2 separate regions of the Homo sapiens genome follow, and region 1 is linked to region 2. The links are chromatin contacts, found by Hi-C in ENCODE. All regions are on one chromosome and are shown on one strand. Each heading gives the region's core, a stretch centred on a gene start or an enhancer-like site at or near the end of the contact. The rest is flanking DNA. Distances are from core to core; before and after follow the strand shown.

Region 1 (4,436 bases), core at 1,413-3,912, 3.5 Mb before region 2:
CACGAAGCCTCCTATGAGTGCTGGCAGTCCAGCCTATGCTCCTTCCAAAGCAATTCTCCTTTCCTACTGCCCCGTCAGGGGCCCTGTCTGTGCTGGAATCATCATTGTCCTCAACTGCAAAATGGAAAATAAAATGATAGTGGTTCCTCCCTCCCGGGGTTGCCAAGATGATTAAATAACATAACAACTAAGATGTATCCGGCCCCTTCTCCTCTACTTGCAAGGCATCGATCCCTTCATTCCTCGCAATCACACCACGTGAAGGTGCCATGAAGCCACCCCATTTTGCAGAAGAGGAAACTGAGGTTGGAGAGGTGAAAGCACTCAGCCGAGGTCACACAGCTATGTCCCACTCATCTTTGGGTGACCCTCAGGTTCGGACCCTGAGGTCTGAACACTGCATTAAGCTCTCCAGACAGAATCAACTTCGGAACTAGCGCCAGAGACCACTAAGTCAATCCCAGGTGACACCATCAGCACTCAATAAATGGTAGCCACTGCCGGTGTCGCAGATGGATCAATGGGAGGTCAAGCGTTGTGGGTAGGTTTGGTTTCTTTAAGCCACTGAATTAACTGGTTATTTTTGCCTGCTGGCAGTGCAGCCTCCATTGTGTAAATGCCATCTCACTTCCAAGACAATCAACGTGTGACTTCTCCCAGCCAGACTAGCCAGGTCTCCCGAGACTTCCCGGAGGGCAGGGGCTGTGTCTGGAGTGGCTGAATTCCCCGGCTCAGGGTTGCAGCTCAGCCAGTTTGTTGATTGAATGAATGAAGAAATGGCTGAAAGCAGGGGTGGTAATGATGACCTCCTTCACCCTAGGAAGTGAATGGGACCCAGGTCATCTCCAGGCCCAGCCAGTATTTGCAGTGGCACCCCAAGGGATGCTGGGGGACCCCTTAGCTTTTCTCTTAAGTTGCAGCGGCCAAACTGCAGCAATATCTTCCCTGATAAAAGACACGCTGGTGGTATTGCCCCTTCCTCAAGGCAGGGGCTGAGGGCGCCCAGTTCACAGCAGGGTGCCATCTGGGGTAGACGCTGGGTATTGCCCCACTCCTGGGCCGGGGCCTGGGTCCTGACCTAGTGCTGGCTGTGGCTCCAAGAGTGAGCTTCTCCTCCCAAACAGAAGACGGTCAGTGCCTCTGAACCTCCCTCTGGGCTGGGCACGCTTGGACTCCTCCAAAGAGCTTGGACCAGCCTGAGCCACATCCCTGGGCTTGACTTCTCCAGAACAAGCCTCCTGGTCTTTCTGGGAGAGCTCTGGCAGCATCACTGTGCCTGTGCAGGGAGAGCGGGAACCCACTTCCTGCACCGGCTTTCTCTGAGTTCTTCAGGATGAATTCGCTCTGGTCTAGGTAAGTTCTACCCCGAGGCCACCTTCACTTCCCAAATTCCAGCTTTTCCTTCTCTATCCAAACTGTTACAAACACAGTAACAATAATTTTTAAAAGCTTTTTTTTTCTCTGAACACACTAAGTCCCTGCTAATTACTGAAACTCCAGGCATTACAGGAATATGTGGACACTTAAAGAATCAGGACTACGTGGGAGAGGGGGAGGCAGCTCCCCAGGGTCCTGGGTTGGCACACAGGCTCCACCACTGTGTGACTTTCAACAAGCGACTTCCTTGACCAGCTGCCCGCTCTGTAAAATGGGGAGAGTAATATTCGGCCACACTGAGTCGGTGTCAGGTTGAGTTAATATTTGGAGAGTTTCTGGCACAGGTAGGTGCTCCTTAAGTGCCTGTTAAATAAGTGAAGCTTTGAGAAAGTGTCTAAAAGGCGACACACTAAATTTTTAAGAGGCTGGAGGTGGGCCAGGGAGGGGAGGTCTCTTATGTAATATTTTAATATCTTTTTAAACCTGAAGAATGTGTTCTTGTAGCACTCCTGTAATTAAAACTTAATGAACTAAAAGTACACCCCTCCTGCTCATACCCCTTTTGAACTCCGCAGCCGCGCCCCCCAGCCGGAGGCCCCTTGGGCAGCAGACAATGGGTGTGGATTCGCCCCAGGTCCCGCCGGCTGGGGCGGCGACAATACACCAGTCCCCGACAGCTATTTACATGACAAGGGCTTCCGGGCGTGTCTACGCGAGTTCCCGTCTTTCCTGGTCGTCCTCCTTGGGTTCGGGTGAAAGCGCTTGGGGGTTCAGTGGGCCATGATCCCCGAGCTGCTGGAGAACTGAAGGCGGACAGTCTCCTGCGAAACCAGGCAATGGGTGATCCATCTTGGGGGCTTCCTCCCCCTTTCTCCAATTTCTCTTCCCTGAGCCCCCAGGGACCTTGTGCTCCTCAGAAGATAGGCTAGCCCCAAGAGCCTGGGTCAAGGACCCCAGGGACGGGGGCGAGGGGAGGGCGCACCAGCAACCCGCCCGGGTGCGGCTGGCACCGAGTTCGGCTCCCCGGCCCCGGGCGTGCGCCGGGCAGGCGTTCCAAGCTGACCGCCGTTGGGGAGAGGGCACAGCGCCCCTCCTCCGTTGCGCGGGTGCCGGGTCTACGTGGGCCGCCTAGCTCTGGCCCTTTAAGAGCCCGCCCCGTTTCCCGTCACCCCGCCCCCCGGCTCGGGGAGGGGGTGCGGGGGAACCTCGGCGGGGATTGGCGCAGCGCGCGCCCCCTCCCCGGCCCCCGCGCGGTGGGAACCGGCAGCCCCGTCTAGCGCTGACGTCAGACCGTCTGCCTGCCTCCGACCGCGGTCTCGGAGCGAAACCCGATCTCCTTGGACTTGAATGAGGAGGAGGAGGCGGCGGCGGCGGCGGCGGCGGAGGCGCTCGGCTGGGGAAAGCTAGCGGCAGAGGCTCAGCCCCGGCGGCAGCGCGCGCCCCGCTGCCAGCCCATTTTCCGGACGCCACCCGCGGGCACTGCCGACGCCCCCGGGGCTGCCGAGGGGAGGCCGGGGGGGCGCAGCGGAGCGCGGTCCCGCGCACTGAGCCCCGCGGCGCCCCGGGAACTTGGCGGCGACCCGAGCCCGGCGAGCCGGGGCGCGCCTCCCCCGCCGCGCGCCTCCTGCATGCGGGGCCCCAGCTCCGGGCGCCGGCCGGAGCCCCCCCCGGCCGCCCCCGAGCCCCCCGCGCCCCGCGCCGCGCCGCCGCGCCGTCCATGCACCGCTTGATGGGGGTCAACAGCACCGCCGCCGCCGCCGCCGGGCAGCCCAATGTCTCCTGCACGTGCAACTGCAAACGCTCTTTGTTCCAGAGCATGGAGATCAGTGAGTGACCCCACGCCCCCCTCCCCGGAGACTCCATCGGGCTCGGACCCTATGTCGGGGCACAGCTGCGAGCGGGGGTCCGGGCCCTGCGCGCCCCCTCGGACCGAACGCCCTGCGCCCGGGCAGCGCCCGCCGCGCCCCGGGCGCGCCCTCCCGGCTCGCGGCAGCTGGCGGCCGGCCCGGCTTTGTCCCGCGGCGCTGCGAGCCTGGCACGGCCCCCGCTGTCCGCGCCCCGCCCGCCCGGACTCGGACCCGGGGCTCAGCGGCGGCGCACGGCGCGGGAGGGTTGGGGCGGGCGGATCCGTGAAGTTTCCATTTTATTTCCCTGAGGGCAGTCGCGATGGAGCATTTAGGCCGGCTCTTTATCAACTTTGGGCGGGGGTGGAGGGGCGTGTGAGACACTGTCTGGTCTGCGAGGTGTCTGGGGCTCCGGGCGTGTGTCTGGAGTGTTCGCGGCGCTGTGTCTCGGGCTCTGAGTGGATGTCCGTGCGTCTGTGGAGTGTGCGTGGCTGCGTGGCTCTGTCTGGGTCTTCGGCGTCTCTCGGGGTGTCTGGGGGTCTGAGTCGCGGTCTTGCCCAAGAGTGCGTGTCACCGAGTCTTCCTGCCTCTCTCTGTGTGTCTTTCCCGTGTCCGGGCCGGGGTGCCTTTCTTGAGCGTGTCCATCTTTCTGGGGGTCTGGTCTGGTTGGGCCGGATCTGGGGACCGTGTGTGTCCAGGTGTCTGAATCCAGGGCTCAGCTCTGGCCCGTCTGGCCCAGCGTGGATCTTGAATGTGTGTGTGTCATTGTGCCAGTGTCTGTGTCCCCGACGCACCTATAAATAGCCTCTGTCTGGACAGCTTGGTTCAGTCTGGCTGAGACCATGGTTACAAAGGAGTCAAAGTTTGGGGCTGTTTGTGTTTGGGACTGCCTGGCCCTAAATAAGGGATCAGTGGACCAACGGTGGGGAGTGGGGTTTTGAACCTTGTCGCTAACGCAGCCGCCTGGGCACCCAAAAGTTCAGATAAGTAAGTCTCTACCTCCTGCACACACAGCCCACCTAGGTGGACATTTGGTTGAGTGGAGAATTGAACCACTACCTCCCGGGTTCTGGCTTCTAGCTTCTAGCCTACACCTTGTCCCCCAGCCCACCTTTTCGGGGACCTTTTGCTTCCCTGAGCTTTAGTTTCCCCATCCCCACCCTGAAGAAGCACGCCAGGTGAAGGGGCACACAGTCCTTCCCTGCTGGGGGCCAG
Region 2 (4,555 bases), core at 1,817-4,316:
CCAAGTCTGTATGATGTAAACTTTTGCTTTGTATTTGTATTCAACCTTCTTTGTTTGTTTTTTTGTTTTTGAGACGAGTCTTGCTCTATCGCCAGGCTGGAGTGCAGTGGTGTGATCTTGGCTCACTGCGACCTCTGCCTCCCAGGTTCAAGCGATTCTCGTGCCTCAGCCTCCCGAGTAGCTGGGATTATAGGCAAACGCCATCATGCCCAGCTAATTTTTGTATTCAACTTTCATCCATGCAGTAGTTTATTTAACAATTACTGTTTCCTATACGCCATGCACTGTGACAAGAGAGCCACTATCCCACTTTCATGAATACAAATGGCAAGCATACATCCTGGTGGAGGAAGAGAGCAAAAAACAAGATGAACAAGATAATGTTCAATGGTGACAAACGTGATGATGAAAATAAAACAGCTTAGGAGTAGAAAGTTTTGGGGGCCTGGGGAGTGAAGGAGGCTTCTTTAGATAAAGGTCAAAGGTAGCCTCTCTGAGGAAAGGACATTTGTATATAGGATAATGAACAGAAATCAAAGTGCAGATCTCCTTATGGTCAAGAACTGGATCTTAGAAGGCAGAACTCTAGAGAGGAGAGGACTGAATCATCTCATCTAAACACTCTCCCCAGCAAAGTCATGACCAGTTGAGAGATACGATGTGTTACAAACGTAAAGTACTCCAGATTGTACGATTTGCTTTTAATTAAACTCAAAGGGCTATCTCTCTCTGTTTCACTCTCACTCACTGGCATACACATATGTTTTCTCCTAGTGAGGGCAAAGGGGAAAAGTGTACATGCAAGCTAATCTATCGGGAATTGTTCCTAACACTGGAAACATCTACAGGAGGACACTGCATCTATCATGTGACTCTTAAAGCCTCCAAAGTTAAAGAAGCTCCTTTATATTTTGGCCACCACCTACCCCTCTATAAGTTCTTTTCCCATCATGGCTCAAACTCTCTTCCCCTGATTATCTGCCATCGGGCCTTCCTTGTATTAAATGCACTCAGAGTCTCTGCAGATACTCCTCTCTAGAATGCTTCGCTCCCTATCCAACTCTCCCTTCCTTTCCTTACATAATCTCACAGATCTCAACTTAAATGGCACTTTCCCAGGAAAGTCTTCTCTGATCTCAAAACAGACCTCATTTTGGCCCTCATTTCATAAGCACTTTTCCTTCACAGTTCTCATCAGAGAAACTAGTTTTCTGTCTGACTATCTGAGTAATGCCTGCTCTGCCCTGGAACATACGTTCTTTGGGGCTATGAGATTAAGGGGAGAAGAGCTTTCTCACTGGTCACCACAGTTGTCTCCACTTAAAACTGAGACTACGCCATATTACGTGCCCCCGAAAATTTACTGAATCAATGAAAGGAAAAAAAAAGTTGGTAATTAGAAATTTTGCAATCAAAATCCAAGGTTCAAATCATTCTTCTGCCATTTCCTCTTCTACCATTTACTTCACCTCTCTGCACTTCAGTTTCCATACCTATAAAACGGAGTGAACCACAACTAGTATCTTCCAAGGAATTAAAGGCCATACCTAACACCAGAGGGCCCAATTTAACAAACTAGAGGTGAAGTGAATCTCACAAAGTTTCATACTTTTTTGAATCACCATGGCCCTAGACCCTACTCTGGGACACAGTAAGAATTTTTGGATGGCAGAATAGTAGGGTGAGCAACACATCCTGAGTTGGCTGGGGCTTTCCCATTTTTGGCAGTCCCTCAATTTCATATAAAAGGGGGCAATGGGTCACCCTACACCAGGCACAGATGGCATAGACTATGTGGTACTGGATAGGGGCAAAGCAAAGAAGTTCTAATGTGGTCTTAAAAGTGGAATGAACGCAAATCCCTCCAGCCAAGAGATTCTCATCAAAGACCCCCTATAGCAGTTTAAAACACAGACTCCGGAGTCAGAATGCCTGTGTTTAAATGCTAGCTTTGCCTCCGCGCCTGTTTTCTCATTGTTAAATAAGGATAAAAACAGTATCTCCCTCAAAGAACATAAAATAAACAATACACGCAAAACAACTTACAGCTGTACCTAGCACACTGTAAAGCTCCCCAAATTATCAGCCGTTATCTCCTTCCCCCTCTCCAATTTTCTTTTTCTTCTATCTGACTATCTTTACACATCTGGGAAGGCTCACGGGATTAAAAACCCCACATGGAAGTTTAGCCGGCTTAGTGGTTACACAGGCGTGCTTTGAGAAAAACAAAAACAAACCTGAGTTTGAACTCCAGCTCTGCTTCTTACTAGCTGAGTCACTTTAGGGCCTCTAACTGCTCTGTGTCTAAGTTTCTCTACCTGCAAAGTGGAGAGGAACCCATTGCACTTGCTGAGTTGCGGGGAGGATAACAGATAAACGGCCGGCTGCTGGGCCCGGCACATCTTCCATTCTCAATAAATACTGGTTTTAGCCTGAAGGACTCAGGGGCATCAAGCGTGGAAATGGGCAGCTCCAGGTTGGACACAGGGTCTCTGGGGCCTGCTAATCTGGGGATGCAGGAACCTGCTGTCCCCGTTATGAGCTGCGTAACCTCGGGCAGGTGACTCCCCATCTCTGGGCCTCAGTTTCCTCACCCGTAACCACGCTCCCAGCAGCAGCTACCCATAACCAGTGAGGCTAATGCGATCATGCCGGTGCAACGCCCGAGTCAAGGCCAACCACACTCAACGGGACCTTCGGCTTCCCACACCTCAGGGGCGAGGCCGGGGCTGCAGGTTCCTCAGACTCCCCGGGGGCACCCTCGGCATCGCGGGAGGCGGACCTGCGTCCTTCGAGGCTCCCGGCCCCAGCCCCGGCGCCCCGCCTCGGCTGGCCAGGTGCCTAGGAAAACGCTCAGGGCGCCAGGCGCGAGCAGGCCTTGCCGCGGGACCGCTCTCAGGGCCTCGGCCTCGGCCTCGGGTCCCACGCCGGGCTTCGGAGCTGCGCACCCCCAGCATCCCGCGCCCGGGCCCCAGCGGCCGAGATCCGGCGCCGCCCGAGCATCCAGAGCCCCGAGCTCCCCACTCACCGCCTTCTTCATGGTGGCCGCCATCTTGGGACTGGACTACCGCAGGCGGCGGGGAGGGCCGCAATGGCGCGCTTCGCCCCCGAGCGTTCTCTCGCTCCCGGTCGGCCTAGAACTCCCCGCAAAAATACAACACTGTCTCCACATTCCGTCCTCTTGGACTTTTGGCCAGTGAGTCCAAACGGCTGGGACGTAGGGAGGAAATGTGACCTGGAAGGACTTGGTACATGCCAATTAAAGGGACAGGCAACCCCCGTGGACCGACATAAACACGGGGGTGTGGCGAACGGCTCCGGCCGCGGGCAGCAGGGGGCGCGCCCAAGGCTCAGCGCGGCGGGGCCCAGCTGGGGCAGGATCAAAGGGCTCGGGGAATTTTTCTCCATCCGTCCCACAGACTTGCATTGAGAAAGCTAACCTACCTGTAAAACAGCTAGGAACGAATGGCCTTGGCAAATAGGGTGTGAGATTTATGTGCCATGATAATTCAGGTGGTGTAAAGGAGGTACTCCTATCTTTTAATGTAATTTTTTTTTAATTTAAATTCGGGGGGTATGTGTGCCGGTTTATTACATGGATATACTGCATGGTGCTAAGGTTTGGGTTTCTAATGATCCCGTTGCCCAAGTAGTGAACATAGTACCCCACAGGTAATTTTTCAACCCCTTTCCCCTGCCTCCTTCCCCGTTTTTGGAATCCGTAGCATTTATTGTTCCCACCTTTATGTCCACGAGTACCCAGTGTTTAGCTGTCACTCATAAGTGGGAACATGAGTGGTTGGTTTTCTGTTTCTGTGTTAATTCACTTAGGATAATGATGTCCAGCTGCATCCATGTTGCTGCAAAGGACATGATTTTGTTCTTTTTTATGGCTGCATAGTATTCCATGGTGTATATGGACCACATTTTCTTTATCCTATCCACCACTGATGGGCATCTGGGTTGATTCCATGCCTTTGCTGTTGTGACTAGGCAATCCTATTAATTAATTTACAGCAATATTACTGAACAATTACTGTATATTCTGACACTTGTGTCTCCCAATTAGTAATTTTTTTTTTTTTTTTTGCCTTAGGACCTCTTTATACTCCTGGAAATTACTGAGGACTCCAAAGAACTTTTGTTTATGTGGGTTATTTATCGATATTTGCTGTATTAGAAATTAAAGCAGAATTTTTAAAATGTATTTATTAATTCATTTAAAATAATATAAAACTCCATTCCATGGTAATAAAAATCACACTTTAAAAATAACTATATTTTCTAAGACAAAAATAAATTGAGAAGATTGTCATCATTTTACATTTTCACTGATCTCTTTAATATCAGGCTTAATGGAAGGTTACATTCTCATGTCTACTTCTGCATTCAGTCTCTCCAAATACACTGTTTAGTTGCCTAGTTGTAGGTATGAAAAACCCCAGCCTCATACAAATCATGTAGTTGGGAAAGGGAGGCCCTCATGGATCCCTGAAAAGGTCTCAGGGACCCCCGAGGTTCATGGGCCACAGCTTGAGAACTGCCCCTGACAAGC

Evidence for each region. A loop is a pair of places that touch in the nucleus more often than their neighbours do. Pooled maps may share reads with other maps.
Region 1: a loop to region 2 is called in a map of CD8-positive, alpha-beta T cell, with 23 times the contacts of the local background. The contact joins the promoter of PMEPA1 here to the promoter of PFDN4 in region 2. A Hi-C loop is called at or near these places in 2 of 168 maps with a recorded cell type or tissue (CD4-positive, alpha-beta T cell and CD8-positive, alpha-beta T cell) and 6 of 50 pooled maps.

Annotation. Positions count from the first base shown.
Region 1 is chr20:57,708,241-57,712,676 of GRCh38, reverse strand. It overlaps PMEPA1 (prostate transmembrane protein, androgen induced 1), which reads left to right and starts at 2,662. Exons shown (of 4, transcript NM_020182.5): 1 at 2,662-3,203. The coding sequence starts at 3,095. It overlaps NKILA (NF-kappaB interacting lncRNA), which reads right to left and starts at 2,494. Exons shown (of 1, transcript NR_131157.1): 1 at 1-2,494. RefSeq lists enhancers at 1-608, 3,669-4,280 and silencers at 2,261-2,380, 2,401-2,830.
Region 2 is chr20:54,206,598-54,211,152 of GRCh38, reverse strand. It overlaps PFDN4 (prefoldin subunit 4), which reads right to left and starts at 3,066. Exons shown (of 4, transcript NM_002623.4): 1 at 3,029-3,066. The coding sequence starts at 3,052. LOC124904937 (a long non-coding RNA gene) reads left to right here and starts at 3,112. Exons shown (of 2, transcript XR_007067669.1): 1 at 3,112-3,196; 2 at 4,097-4,207. RefSeq lists enhancers at 2,035-2,851, 2,992-3,311, 2,852-3,669 and a silencer at 2,732-3,001.